Linked DNA regions of Homo sapiens: region 1 is linked to region 2. The links are chromatin loops, found by intact Hi-C in ENCODE. Cell type or tissue: Calu3. All regions are shown on one strand.

Region 1 (2,500 bases), 65 kb before region 2:
GAAAGCTGGTTCTAGTCTCTGCCTTTCAGGAGCGTGAAACTGTCATGGGCACCCAGCCAGACTGTAGCTTGAATTTTCTGATTCTAGCGGTGCAGAGGTCAGTTCTGCTTTGGGCCATCCCCTGTCATTCTGGTGCTTTTGGCGTTTGATGCTGTAATTCTGGACCTGGACTTTGAAGGCCAAGCAGAAACTTGACTGCGTAGGTTCTGGGTTGCACAGTGCAGAAGGGAGAGAAATGATTGGAATCCCCTCAAGGCAGGCTCAGAGGCAGGGCAGGGCCTGCGTTTTCCGAAGGATCAGCCCCGGCCCATGTGGCCCACTTTCTCCTTTTGTTCCACTGGCTCAGGCCCAGGTGCAGGTGTCCCTCATGCGAACTTGGACTCCGCAGTCACTGACTTCTTTACGGCTTTCCACCCACCACCCAGCCACTCGAGCATGTTGTTGCTAAAGCCACCAGTAGGTTTTGTGACCTACAGCAGAGCTTCCCAACCCATGAGCTAAGGGCAGCAGAGTGGGGGCCTGGGCAGCTCTTTGGCCCATCCCAGGACAAATGGTATCATGGTCCCATGTGACCACGAGAAAAAGGCTGGGTTGCACTGGCTTACAGGATGAAGTCCAAGCCCCTTGACCTGTTGTGCGAGGTCACCTGTGGCCTGGCTCAGGATGCCACACCAACCTTCTCTCCCATAACTCCCCAACAATTCCTGCCCCCACAGCCCACCCCTCCAGTTCCTTATCGCTCCATCTTTACCTCCCTATCTCTAGACCTTCCTTTCACACAGCAGTGGAGCACACAGCAGTGGGATGGGATGCTGCCATGGTCACCGTTATCCAGCAGCCAGAGAAGGGATGGAGCCAAGGAGGGACCGTTCCTGTTCCCACCTCCGCCAGCTCTTAGAGGGCACAGCAAGTGCACTGAAGGTTTCTATATAAAAACCCAAAGAAAACCAAATGCACAGGTTTCATGTCAAGGAACTGCCTGCCAGGGCACTACCCCTGGGGCTGTGTGCCTGGTTCTAAGGGATGAATCATCATGTAGAAAGTTTCTTTCTGACTGTGGCTGGGGTCAGGCCACGGGCTTTGAGTTCACTCCTGATTACAACAGGCAAAAGGCCGTGTTCTAGTGCCAGCTCCATCCCTATCTCATGGTGTGGATTTTTCTTGAGGGGCCTTTCCAGGTGGAGCATTGTGCGGCTGCGGAAGCCACAACCAAGACCCAAAGGCTGAAGGCCTGAGCCAGGGTCCTGGCTTTGTTGCAAACTCGCTGTGAGATTCTGAAAAATCTCTCTCCCTTGTGGTTCCTTAGTTTCCTCATTTGCAAAATGAGAGGGTTGGATTATCTGGGGCTCAAATCCACCCCTGGGAAGGTGGTCAAGGAGTGGTGGGCCTGGGCAGGTGCCCACCTAAAGCCGTCTGCCTTCCAGCCCGGCATGCATGAGTGGATGGCTGGTGTGTGACTCTGGGCTCTACTAAGCACTGCTGGCTGCATCCTAGATTCTTTTCACTGTGGAGTGCTGGAGATTCACTTCCACCAAGTGTCCTGGGTAGAAAATGTTGCATTTCATAAGCTTTGCTATACAAGTACACGTGGTAAATGATGTACATTCTTGGCTTGTCCTTGGCTGTCAAGTTGAAGGTACCTAGGGAGGTATAGTGGCCAGCCCGCCATCAGGGCAAACAAGGGGCTCTGGACTCCACCCAGGCATGTTTGTACCAAGGAACGAGAGTGTTCAGGGGCCAGGTAAAACAGAAGCCCATCTCACAAATGGCTTTGCAGCAGGGAGAGGGAAGCCCTCAGTCCAGTTGGCAGCAGACCTAGGAAGAAGTTTCGCCACAGAATCACGTGTCAGCAGCCACGACTTTGCATCAGAGCAGCCCAGAGCTGCCTGCTGGCCCTATAGCCTCATGAGAGAGGCGGGATGTCTCACCAGATCTGCAGCTCTAGGGAAGCAACCCTTTGCCCAAGAGGCCCAGATTTCATAAACTGCCCTCCCTGACCTGTGGAACACTCTGGCATTTAATTTTTCACTGAAATAGCTGAGGCTCTGGACAAAGTCCCTCTGCCCGACAAGCCATAGATCACATCTGCCCTATGTCTGAGAAGAAGAGAGAAAAATAAAGTAATTGTCTTTTTTGTGATTGAACCATTAAAAGTGAACTCCCTGTTCCCATAGAAACCTTTTTATAAATTTTTTTTCTTTCCCCATGCCTTTTTTTTTTTTTTGTTTAAACAGTGGTAGATTGCGTTAGTCACAGAAGGAATTAGAGGCAGCATCAGAAATCATAAGTGCAGCATCAAAAAATGGACTTTTTCTTCCTTACCAGGTCTTCTTTTCCTACTTTCTTTCTATCGGAGTAGGGATTTGCAAACTACGGCCCACAGGCCAAATCTGGCCTGCTGCCTCTTTTTGTGTATAAAGTTTTATTGGCACATAGACACACCCATTTATTTGCATATTGCCTATAGCTGCTTTTGCAGGACAAGGGCACAGCTGAGTAG
Region 2 (2,500 bases):
AGGATGTGTAATTGTTTTGCATTTCTTGCTTTTGGCTCAGCCGCCAATATTTATGAACACTGCATGGCTTTTTGTGAAGAAGTTACATGTGGGGCAACATAACAGAGGGAAGAACACATCCCAGAGAGCCTGTTGCCTGTTATTTGTCTGCCGAGCCATCTTATCTTGAATTATTTTTCTCTGGCTTCATGAGAGAATGGAGTTGGAAGAGTTTTGCAGATTGTAAAGTGCTATAGAATTGCAAGTACCCACAGGCATTTATGCATAAAATGCTTATTACTGAAGTATGTATAGCAGCAGGAAAAAAACATTGGAACTAGCTGAAATATCCAACAATTGGGATATGGTTGAGTAAGCATTCTGTTTACCGTCACACATGATGGGTTTGTAATAACACAAGGATGTCTATTTTATCGTTCACCTGCAAGTAACAAAAACTTGACTTACAATGGCTTCATCAAAGAGGATTTCTTGATCATATACAAATAAGCCCAGAGAGAGACAGCCTGGCCCAGTTCTGGGGCCCAGTAGGGCCATTCAGGAACCAGCTACCTCTGTTCACTGCTCAGTCATTCTTAGCAGTGGCGGTTGTGTAATCCAGCTTCGCACCTTTGTTTTGGGAAGGCAGATTAAAGGAATGGGAACGGGGGCACACACCAGCATTGTCTGCCCCCTTTTAAAAAGCATTCCTGGAACCCCTACTCCCTGAGTTCCACTCCCAGCTCCTTGGCCAAACTTTGTTACATGGCTACCTCTGAGTGCAAGAAGGCTGGGAAATGGTTGTTTTTAAACCAGGAAGATTGCTAACTTGAAATTGGGTTCTGAGTGGGCAGATCATGAAGTCAGGAGATCAAGACCACCCTGGCTAACACAGTGAAACCCCGTCTGTACTGAAAATACAAAAAAAATTAGCTGGGTGTGATGGTGCACGCCTGTAGTCCCAGCTACTTGGGAGGCTGAGGCAGGAGAATTGCTTGAATCCGGAAGGCGGAGGTTGCAGTGAGCTGAGATCGCACCACTGCACTCCAGCCTGGGCGACAGAGGGAGACTCCATCTCAAAAAAAAAAGAAAAAGAAAAGGAAAGAAATTGGGATTCTGTTTGTTAGAAAGAAGGGGAAAATGGATATTGGGGAGGCAACCAGCAGCATCTGTCTCGGTCCACCCCATTAGCTTCCCAAGATATTTGTACATACCCTTTTCCAATACACAGACATGACTCACCTTCTTCCCAAGGGAGAGGGCTACAAAGTTTCATTATGTTATTGCAGCTAGGGTGCAAAGTCCAGGATCGGGCAGGACTGTGCCAGTTTCCCACCAGGTTTGAATGTGTCTGGTTCCTTGTGCTAATCAACTAAAAGACAAGTTATCTGCTCAACATGCAGTGATGAAGAGGAAGCAAGATAAATAGCAGTGACAACGGCTACCATTCAGGAAAGGCGAGAAAAGATATTGGGCAGGCAGCCAGCTGTGTCCACTATGCAGCATACCTTACTGGTGCACACACAATGTGGTCAAAATAGTGTTAAGCCATCAAAAATGCAACAAACGTAGAAGGAAGAATGAAAGGAAATCATTTGTCATAGAATAATTTAATCCATGTGCCTTTTTTTCTGTTGTAATTTTCAATTTTGTTCTACTGTAGATACCCACTCATTTTGTACAAAGAAAATTTTCTTGTCAAATATAACATTTGTAAATATTTCCCCCGATTGGTGTTGAAGACAGAAGATCAGAAATGCTGCACTATGTACAGGGTACATAGTAATTTTTTGTAAATAAAACATAAAACTTTTATCAAATATATACTTATGGTAGAAAAAATATACAGGCAAGCTTATGATAAAAACGTTGTTTCCTATTCCAGTTCCCCCCACTGCAGGCTTGTTTATGCAGGGAAGCCCTTTTATGGCATTTAGACTTTGAAGACAGGATTCTTCCCTTGCAGAAGGGAAGAACTGACTAAAATATTTGAAATTGCAAATAACCACCAAAAGCACGCATCCATCTGCAGAGGGACCCTCCAAGGTGGCAGGCAGCATTGCAGGGGGTGGTGACCTAATTTGGAAGGACTTGGAATACTTCTGCTAATGATTTCCTTGTGGTTTACTGGGACATGCTATGAGTGACATCTGGTGTCCTGGTCAGGGACGAGGTCAACGGACAGTACTGTGTAATGGTTAGGGATGTGAGCTTTAGGGCCAGGCCTGGGGTTCAAACCTCGCTCTCATTTCTTCGATGGGTAACCTAACGTCTCTGTGCCTTGGTTAGCACAGCTGCAAGATGGGGATCAGAAATATTTGAGTCAAGGTCTCTATGTTGCTGTTTTTAACATTCATTGGTTTATTTAAAATTTCCCAATTCTTCTTGCCCTAATTTTGGCATTTTATATTTTCTTAAGAATTTTAGTTATGTTTTCAAACTTTCAGAATACAATGATTTTTTAAAATATTTTAAAAAATTGTCTGAATCAAAGCCCATACATTGCAACGAGCTGGTGTGT

Evidence for each region. A loop is a pair of places that touch in the nucleus more often than their neighbours do. Peaks named below come from ENCODE experiments on the same cell type or tissue, not always from the same donor. Only the 100,000 strongest peaks of a DNase experiment are listed, where the experiment ranks them.
Region 1: it touches region 2 in a loop (2.5-fold over the local background); 4 of 110 quality-filtered maps call a loop at or near these places.

What each region holds. Positions count from the first base shown.
Region 1 is chr14:95,313,365-95,315,864 of GRCh38, reverse strand. All of the region lies in intron 1 of CLMN (calmin), which reads left to right. Among named protein-coding and RNA genes, the nearest start is that of CLMN, 5.3 kb to the left of the region's middle. RefSeq lists a silencer at 947-1,006. In Calu3, no CTCF peak of the experiment used is centred here; DNase peaks (open chromatin) are centred at 1,014 and 1,854.
Region 2 is chr14:95,248,167-95,250,666 of GRCh38, reverse strand. The region is part of intron 1 of CLMN (calmin); the gene reads left to right. Among named protein-coding and RNA genes, the nearest start is that of CLMN, 70 kb to the left of the region's middle. In Calu3, no CTCF peak of the experiment used is centred here; a DNase peak (open chromatin) is centred at 1,396.